2 separate regions of the Mus musculus genome follow, and region 2 is linked to region 1. Evidence: chromatin loops called from intact Hi-C (ENCODE). Cell type or tissue: heart. All regions are shown on one strand.

What was found. A loop is a pair of places that touch in the nucleus more often than their neighbours do. Peaks named below come from ENCODE experiments on the same cell type or tissue, not always from the same donor. Only the 100,000 strongest peaks of a DNase experiment are listed, where the experiment ranks them.
Region 2: a loop joins it to region 1, with 2.7 times the contacts of the local background. A loop is called at or near these places in 4 of 42 quality-filtered maps.

Annotation. Positions count from the first base shown.
Region 1 is chr8:106,832,822-106,837,821 of GRCm38, forward strand. The region is part of intron 17 of Tango6 (transport and golgi organization 6); the gene reads left to right. The region is part of intron 1 of Gm34197 (a long non-coding RNA gene); the gene reads right to left. Among named protein-coding and RNA genes, the nearest start is that of Gm34197, 12 kb to the right of the region's middle. In heart, no CTCF peak of the experiment used is centred here; a DNase peak (open chromatin) is centred at 2,280; H3K27ac peaks cover 387 bases.
Region 2 is chr8:106,768,802-106,773,801 of GRCm38, forward strand. All of the region lies in intron 14 of Tango6 (transport and golgi organization 6), which reads left to right. Among named protein-coding and RNA genes, the nearest start is that of Gm34197, 76 kb to the right of the region's middle. In heart, no CTCF peak of the experiment used is centred here; a DNase peak (open chromatin) is centred at 2,190.

The DNA.
Region 1 (5,000 bases):
CACTCCAGAAGAGGGAGTCAGATCTCGTTACGGATGGTTGTGAGCCACCATGTGGTTGCTGGGATTTGAACTCCTGACCTTCGGAAGAGCAGTCGGGTGCTCTTACCCACTGAGCCATCTCACCAGCCCCAAGACTCTCTTACTTATATATATATATACTTTTATTTTTTTTTATTTTTTTGGTTTTTCGAGATGGGTTTACTTATATATTTAAAGCTCCAGAATTTTTGGATATAAGAAGTAGAAAAGATCTTTGAGATACTTAATGTATATACCACAAAGATGTCCATTGGCATAGTAACTCGTGAGTTTCTCCTTTAAAATAAGGTCAAATAAGTTTGGAAAGCCCTAGAGATTCAGTTCGTGTTAGCCATCATAAGAATCCAGACGTCTCATATTATGAATGAAGGAAGGGCTTGTGGGTTTTCCAGAGTTTTCCAAAGCTAATGCCAGGAAGCAGCAGTACTGGTTTCCTGGTGTCTCTGGCAACCTGCATTGCCAAATGCTAGTGAAAGTCAGCTTCTTCCCGCTCTCCCTGTGTTTAATTTACTTGTTCATCAGGAACAAGATTTGTCATGTTATCGAGGGCACCTTAGTGACATCATCAAGATCTGTTATGTTACCCAGGGTACCTTAGGTAACATTATTAAGGTGAGTCAGTATACAAAAGAGGACCAAGGCTTGAGACCGAGGACATGGCTTAGTGGGCAAGAATCCTCAGACCCAAGCTGGGCAGGGGCCATGTATGCTTTAATCCCAGCACTCAGAAGGCGGAGGCAGGCAGATCTCTGTGAGTTTGAGGTCAGCGTGGTCTACAGAGCAAGTTCCAGGACACCCAGAGAGAAACCCTGCCTAGGTGGTGGAATACGCAGACATGTATTTGGAATCTCCGTGCTCCACAGGCACATAGGAGGCAAAAGTTCACGGGTTAGACACCTGCATACTTAGCAGAAAATCAAGAGACTCCTGTTTCAAACAAACAAAAGGCAAGGACCTTTACCAAGATTGTCCTCTGACCTCTGTACCTCTACACTACATTTACACACACACACACACATGAATGTACACACAAATACATATCCAGAATCAGGTTTGCAAGAATCCATTCTATCAGCCTTGTCTAGATCAGACCAATGAGTTTTTATTAGGACATATATTGTTATAACCCCTTTTTATAGTATTGCCTACATTCTGCTAAGTAGAAGGGATAGCTGCTTACACAGCAGGTGTGTTTCTTTTCTCGTTTCCTTTTTTTTTTTTTTTCGGTTTTCCGAGACAGGGTTTCTCTTTGTAGCCCTGGCTGTCCTGGAACTCACTCGGTAGACCAGGCTGACCTCGAACTCAGAAACCCGCCTGCCTCTGCCTCCCAAGTGCTGGGATTAAAGGCGTGCGCTACCATCGCCCAGCAATAATGCATGTCTTATTCTGAGTTAGCACCCTGTTCTTTCTTCTCTGTATTGAGGTTGGGTCATTGCAGTGGCTTAGAAACACACCTGTTGCCGGGCGTGGTGGCACACACCTTTAATCCCAGCACTTGGGAGGCAGAGGCAGGCGGATTTCTGAGTTCGAGGCCAGCCTGGTCTACAGAGTGAGTTCCAGGACAGCCAGGGCTACACAGAAAAACCCTGTCTCGAAAAACAACAAAAAAAAGACATTCATTATTCAGTTGCTCTTGCGTGTAGAATCTCCATGAGTGGGGTAGCTACAGATACAGACAGACTCAGGTAAGTGCTTTTGGTAAATTCCAAACAAATCAAAACACTCTTTCTCGATATGCATAGTAGTTTCCTCAAAACAAAACAAAACAAAAACTACATGTGTATGAAAACTCCCCAAAAGACTTTGACTGAGCACGCACTGTTGGGCATTTATTATGTAACAGCACTGATGTCTGCGTGCTCTCCATGAATTGACCCATTCTGTCTTTGTAACTATTTGGTTTAGGGTCTAGTTTCATGTGCCTGTTGTTAAGATGAAGAGACTAAGGCAAGGAAGATAGGTTAACTGTCCCCCAACTGTCCAGTGGTAGCTTCAGAACACAGTCTCAGTCTTCTGTGTCCCTGTCATCTGAAAGACCCAGAAAGGTAGTGTCCTGGATATTTATTCTACAGATCATGACCAGATAAAGGCTGTTTGAGATCTGTGAATCCATAATATCCAAAAGGAATCCAGACCAGGTCACCTCTCCCACCACAGTTCCTGTCTACCCAGGAGAAGGACAGAGGAGCTGTTGGAGGGTGTTTGGGCTGGCGTTGGGCCCAGGAGCCCTCCAGGACCTGTCAACAAGTCTTCAGAGAACACAGACAGGAAACAGGCAGGTTGCCTTTGTCCTTCCTCATGTCCCTCCATCTCTTGCCAAAAACCCAGCCCTAGATTTTGCATTTAGCAAGTTCCCATCACAGAGAAGATGAGAAATATCAGGGAGCAGAGAGAAAGCACAGGAGACCAAACCCCTTCCAGGTTGCCAGGCTAGGGAGAGTCTTGGGACTTTTCTCCCTCCGAAAGTAATTACACTGCTGTGACAGGTGTCTGGGTGGCAAACATTCCTCTGTATCCCTTCCTCTGAAAAGAAGAAATCCTGAGTACACTTGTCTTGGGGTGGTGTGAGATGACACCAGTTTGATACTGGGTAGACTGGGCAAGGTGGGACAAACGTAGGAAGTGGGGGTGGGAGGCAGCCCAGGGACTGGCTGCACCTACATCTTCTGTGAGTGTTCTGGTGCCGATTTCCCCAATTGTGCATAAGGACAAAAGTGATGACTCTGGCCCTGGTGATTGTCAGTGGGAAATTAACTCACGATGTTGGTTGCTTCCAAACACGAGTGAATTAGACTTCCCAGTAGTGCCAGTTGATAAGGAGGTATATGATGTTACAGGTTAAGCTCTACAGAATGAAAATGAATGTGAAAAAATTTTATGAAGTTAATCATCTGTTATAGGCTCAAGACAACCCAGTAAACTCTGGTATGCATCATTCACAAAAGGTAGCCTAATAGAAATTAAGGTTCATTTTCAACAAAAATTAAGACAAGAATGAGAAATGAGGAGGCTAGCCAGGCTGTGGCACTCAGGATACAGTCAGGTGGATCTCGGTGAGTTTAGAGGCCATCCTGGTCTACAGAGGGAGTTCCATAAAAACTGAGGCTACACAGAGAAACCCTATATGGAAAGAGAGAAAAAGAGAGAAGGGGCTGATGAGGGGCTGGAGACGGCACAGTGGTTAAGAACACTGTCTGCTCTTACAGAGGATCTAGGTTCAGTTCCCAGCACCCACATGGAGGCTCACAGCTGTCTGTTACTCCAGGCCTATGAGATCCAACCTCTCCTGACCTCTAAGGTCATACATACATACATAATGGCATACACACATAGCACAGTACGTTTACTCAGTGCATTTATTGGTGAGATAGTCATACACATACTACAAATAAAATCTTTTTTGGGGGGGGGGGGAGGGGAGGATTTGGTTTTTCGAGACAGGGTTTCTCTGTGTAGCCTTGACTGTCCTGGAACTCACTTTGTAGACCAGGCTGGCCTCGAACTTAGAAATCCGCCTGCCTCTGCCTCCCAAGTGCTGGGATTAAAGGCATGTGCCACCACCACCCAGCTGAAATAAAATCTTTAAGTAAGTAACAGTTTTTAAAGAGCAGGAGTTGAAGGTCATCTCCAGCTACTTAGTTTGAGGGCTGGGGAGATAGGTGGCTCAGTGGACAAAACATTTGCTGCAAGACTGACAGCCTGCATTTGATCCACCAGACCAATGTCTGAAGGAGAGGACCAGGTCCTTGTTGGTCGTTGTTCTCTGACCTCACCACAGGCACTGTGGTCTGAGTCTCCTCCACACAAAGTAAATAAACGCTGTAAGTCCTCTTGTCGCTCACTGTTCATTGCCCTGTGGTTTGTGTGCTCAGGCAGTGGTTCCTGGGGAAGCCCACACCCTCCAAGCGTCTGCACTGAACATTGCTAACACTCACTAATGACTAATTATACCTCAAAACTCTTTAGGTCCTAAATCCTCATAGCAACTCTGTGACAAGTAGGCTCCCAACCTATCCACAGATGGGACGCTGGGGCACAGCACGCTTATGTCTCCATGTTCAGGTCACGAAGCCAGCAGAGGTAGAAGTAAGGGGCCAGCTCTGCTCTTCCTGAAGGGTTTACCTGACCAAGCCTGAGGCTGTACTGGAGAAACATGTGAACTGTTAGAGATGTGTTCAGACACAGATGGCTTCCCAGGACCCCTTTGCTTCACCACTGGGCTTTCTTCTGGTCTCCAGTTCTCCTGAGTTAGCGGGTATTGTGTCACTGGAATGAGGAAACGGAAGCCTGCCACCTTGTTGAGGCAGGTTTTTCTTTTTGTCTCAACTGAGCTTCACACTGTAGGCTAGCTGGTGGGGTGGGGAGTTCTGGGGAAGGCTCTCCCTGTGCTGAGAATGTAATGCGTGCTCCCAAGTCCAGCTTTTATGTAGGTTCTAGGGGACCCAACTCAGGTTGTAGAGACGGCATAGCCATCTCACTTGCCTGGGAGACACAGTACAAATGTACATGTAAGAGCTATTCTCTGTTCTGGGAAAACTTCTTTGTTCATAATTAAGAAAATTCCAAGAAATATAGTCCAAGTCTCTTTGCCTTGTCATTGGCACTTAGCTGCATCTTGGGCAGCCTCTTAACACATTGACATTGAAGTAATGGTAGATCCCTACTAAGGCTCCTGTCAGCTTTTTTAGGTCTTTTATTGTTTTGTTTTTCAGCTATCCTGTGCTGCCTCATCCTTATTTGTATTAGATTACTGATTCTGGGGGGCTGGGAGGTTGCTTGGGGGGTGAGTGCTTGCTCCAAGATCATGGGCATCTGAATTCACACCCCCAGCACCCACAGAAGAGCCAGTGGCAGAGACAAGCAGGTCACAAGAGCAGCCAGGTTTGCAGAAATGAGTGGTCAGTGGGAGACCCTGCCTCAACAAACTGTATGCTAGAGGAAGGTCTCCAAAAGTGACCTCT
Region 2 (5,000 bases), 64 kb before region 1:
TGTGTGCAGTGCCCCTGGAGTCCAGAAGAGGACAATGAATCTCCTAGCACTGGAGTCAGAGACAGTTGTAGCTGCTATGTGGGTGGAGGGAATCGAACCTCTATCCTCTGGGAGAACAACTGGTGCTCTTAACTGCAGAGCCTACTCTCTGCTCCCCAACGTCACTTTTTAGCGGTCCTCCTCTCTCCTCTGTTTACAGATGTCTCACTCCCCTTGCCTTTTGCCGTGCCTGTAATTGAACCCATGGCTTCACACATGCTAAACAAATATTCTGCCTCTAAGCCATCTTGTCATTTCTAACCACATCTTATTGTAAGTTGGTACTTTCTGCAGGATTTGAATCTGATGGGTGAAAGTCAGTCCCTGACTAGGTCTGGTAACCCCTGAGGCTATAGGGAGAGTGCTCCTGTGTGCACACGTCTTCAGGAGAGAAGTGCCTCTGTGGCATGTTAACGGCAGCCCTGCTTGGTCTCGCTCGGATGATGCTGTAGTTATAAGCCCTGGGCATCGTGGTTGCTGGTTTTGCAATGATCACTTTCTCTAAGCCAGTTATAGCCTTGGGTTTCTGTCACCATGCTTGCCTAATCACCTTATTAGTACATCTGCTAGGCGTAACTAAGGGGAAAGGGCACTTTAAGAAGTGCCTCTATCCTGTCTCTGTCACTGGCTGGCGCCCCAGGCATAAGGAGACCCTGAGCAAGTAGAAGATCAGCCCCATCTTGCCCAAGCTTTAGGGCTAGTGGCTGCCGTCAGTCAGCTGTGCTGACGCAGCAGCTTCTGTAGGCCGGAGGTGAAATGGCACTGGAACCCGGGGTTCAGTTGGCCCCTCCTGCCCTGTCATCCAGGTGCTGAGTACACAGAGCAGTGGTTACCTGCCTCGGCTTGAGGATTGCAAGAAGTGTGGAGAGGGTTTTATTTCTTACCTGGAGATGACTCAGGGAATGAATCAGCTCAAGTTCTCGGGAAAGTCAGGGGCCCTGCTGGTCTTCTTACCAGTAACTGTCTCTTGGTGTGCTTGCTCACTCTGGGAAAGCTGCGTAAAGAAAAGTTAATGTTAATAGAAGTGATCCCTGGAAATGTCTCTGGAGAATTCAGCAAGTGACATCTTTATTTCTCACTCATGAGCAGCTGAAATGCAAGGTGCTCTGAATACATAGAGCAGTGATGACTGTCAAAGCTGTGGTCTCTCTGTCTGTCTCTCTCTCTCCCCCCCCCTCCTTCTCTCTCTCTCTCTCTCTCTCTCTCTCTCTCTCTCTCTCTCGTGTGTGTGTGTGTGTGTGTGTGTGTGCGCGTGTATGTGCGTGTGAGGATTCATGTGTACATGGTGTATGTGAGCACCTTCATGTGTAGGTGTTGCATATACACATGTGTGCACTTCAGTGCTCATGTGTAGGTCGGAGGCCAACTCCAGGTGTCAGTCCAGCATTTTCACCTCATCTGAGGTGGTCTCTGTTGCTCACCACTGCTAGCCTCCCATCTCGCCCTAAGTACACGGGGATTACAGATGCCCACTGCCTTATCCAGCAACGCATGAGTTTTGACGTTTCAGACTTGGGTTGTCAGACTTACAGTGAGCACTTTGCCCACTGAACTGTCTCCACAGCCTACTTGATGGTTTTCTTGATCTCTACTCTTATTGCTTCTCTCTGGGCTCACCTATAAGCTCTTACTTGGTAGAGGCAGCCCTGGGAAGACCAGGTAGAGGGCTTGCAGTGGCCTATAAAACTGTCGGGTAGAGGGGAGTTTGAGCAGCTGGTTAGAAAGCAGGCTGAAGCCTTCGCTTTCCATTTCCCGTTTGTGCGACTCTTCTGGCATCACTAATGCTGGCAACATTTCACATTAGAAGCATTTGTAAATTGCATTAACATCACTAAGTTCCTTTTTCACAAGCTTATTTAGCTTGTGAAGTGTACAAGTGGAGAAAAGTTTCCCCAGGAAGCCCATCTGGACCCTGGGACTGTGGACTTGGTACACAGCGTGGGCCACCACCCACTGTGGACCTTGGAGTCCTGCAGAAAGTGCATGTCCTGGAGCAAGGCTGGGGTTGCCTGTTCTTGAAAGCATGAGGTTTGCTATCTTTAGGGTTAGAGTGCTGTGAGGCTCGTACTATTCCTGTAGTCATTTCCCCAGGCACTGCTGCCAGGTGGGCCGTGGTGTGAGGGATGGCAGCTCAGCTTTGTCATGTGCCAGCTCTGTTCTCAACTCTCTGTTCTTCACTGTCTCCCAGTAAAATTAGAAATGATAATGGGTCCTCTTCAAAGGACTGGCTGGCGCATGCGATAGGATGGGCACATGTGATGGGCGCATGCGCAGTGCTTGGTGTTTACAGGACGCTCAGTGTGGTGTGTGTTAGTGGCTTCCTGTTAGTTTCTTAGGAATAATGCCTCATGGGGCAGGGATGCTCATTTGGTAAAGTGTTTGCTGTGCAAACATGAGGCCCTGAGATTCATCTGATTCCTCGCACTCACATAAAACCCAGATGTGGCCATGCGCACTGATAGTCCCAGTACTGAGAAGGCAGAGACAAGGGCATCCCCAGGGCTCACTAGCCAGCCCAGTCAACTGGTGAGACTTTGTCTCTAAAACTGAAGTGGAGGTGACTAAGAAAGACACCTCATGTTGACCTCTGACCACCACATACGTATGCACAGATAACCCAGGCTGGGCATTGTGGCACACACCTGTATTCCCAGCACTCACGTGGTAGGATCAGAAATTCAAGTCCAGCCTTAGCTACATATGGAATTCAAGACTAGCTGGGCTACACGAGACTCTGTCTTGCCTCAAAAAATAAGAACGGAGGGTGGTTATAATCGTCAGTGTGCAGGTTAAATGTGTATGCAATCATCAAAGAACAAACTCAGTAAGTATTTAAAAGAGGAAAAAATATAATTTCATGATTCAGGGGACTTCTGTGTGGCTGTCAGGAAACACAGGTTCCCATATTCAAAGTGAAAATTAGGAAACTACTTAAACAAACTTCACAGTATTACCTTGGGTATGCATTTATTACTCGGATCCTTATTAAAGAGCTCACTGAGATAGCTGAGTGGTAAACACTCCTGTTGACCTGAGTTTGATCTGCAGAACCCATGTAATGAAAGTGACTCCCACAAGTTGTCCTCTGACTTCCACATGCCCTCCAGGATATGCTTGAGCAAGAACACACACAAACACAAACAAATAAAATAAGTAAGTGAAAAGATTTGATAGCTAGCTGGCTGCTCTAGGTTCTTTCTGAGCTTCAGCCGTTGGCCACCAGTGTTCCTTAGTGTAACTCTGCTTTTCTTCAGACTTGACTAACTATCCTGCCTCTGTAGGAATTTTTAGACCTGTCTGTAGTCAGCACAGCTTTGGAGCCTTCGTAATTAAACATCATATTGGCATGCCTGATGTTATCATTCACTGTAATTACAAAGACAGCCGTTACTCAGTCGATCTCCACACTTCCTTGATATAATAACCAGCTTCCCTAGTTTGTGCAATTTCCTGGAATTTTGGTGTTGAAATTATTATTAGTTTCCACTGTAATGAGAACGCCCCTATATCAGCGGACATACCTGGCTGAGGCATGGCCTCCCTCTTCCTTTCCCTTCTGACATGGTCTCCATTTCTTTGTAATCTAGAGTCAATACATAATCAGTGATTGTTTCTGCGTAATCATAAAGAAAGGGTCTCTGCATCTGATCCCTTCTCCCTGTCTTTTGTCTCCTCTGTCCCTCCCCCCTCCCTCCTCCTCCTCCTCCTCCTCCTCCTCCTTCCTCTCTCTCTCTCTCTCTCTCTCTCTCTGTCTCTGTCTTTCTCTCTCTCTCTCTCTCTCTCTCTTTCTCCCCCTCCCCCCACCTAGCCATCCTTTCTCCCTCCTTTGTCAGGCTAGCCTTAAGGTATGTAACCCAGGCTGGCCTTGAACTTATGACCCTCCTCTGCCTCCCAAATGCTGGAATTGTGGGAGTCATCGATGTCTCAGGGGACCATTTTTCTGGACTGTTATTCATTGTCCTTTCAAACTAGAACTTCTCCTACAGATGGATACATATGTTCTTATCATTCTAGTTTTCGAAATAAATTTATTAATTACGTTGAACAACATTCTTTGTTGTTGCTGTTGTTATTTGGCTTTTTGAGACAGTATTTCACTCAATTGCTCAGGCTTGTCTGTAATTACGCGTCCCAGGCTGGCTTTCCACAGCCTTCTGAGTGCTGGGGTCACAGGCCCGTGACTATGCCCAGTACTTGGACACTGCCATCTGCCCTACTTTTATCCCACTAGTTTGAAGGCCCAAAGATCATTTCCAGCTTTAAGTTTTCTCTTGGCAACAGGGTCTTGCTGTAGCCCAGGCTGGCTTCAGTCTTGTCATCCCCCTGCACCCTGTCTCTGGATGCCAGGGTGTCAGTGTGCCCTGTTACTTGGCTCACCTCTCTAACTTTTAAAAGTACTTTTGTCTAATAATGACCTCTCCAGTTCTAGATAAAACACTTATATGGATCTTTCTTGTTGAAGAAAAAGTTGGACATCATGTACTCTTTTCCTTTTAATTATTATCCCACTATTTTATGTGTATGAGTATTTTGTTTACATGGCTGTGTACTGCTTGTGTATATTGCCCATAGAAGCCAGAGGGTCGGATTCCCCGAAACAGCCCTGTGTGTGCAGGGAACTGAACCCAGGTCGTCTGGAGTAGCAGGCAGCGAGCCATCTCTCCAGTCCTGACTGCTCCTTTCTAGTCCTGAGAGGCGGGCTGAGTACAAGTGCAGACACATTCCCAGTTACCCCATCCTCCTGACAACACTGCTTGTGTTTGTTTGGTTAGGGTTTTTGGAGACAGAGGCTCATACAGCCTAAAATGACCTCAAACTCACCATGTAATTGAGTATAGCTTTGAACTTGTGATCTTTCTACCTCTACCTCCCAAGGGTTAGAATTACACATGGATGCTACCATGTACAGCCATGCCCCCTTCCCCCTCCCCCCTTTTAAAGACCTACCCTTTAAATTTTTT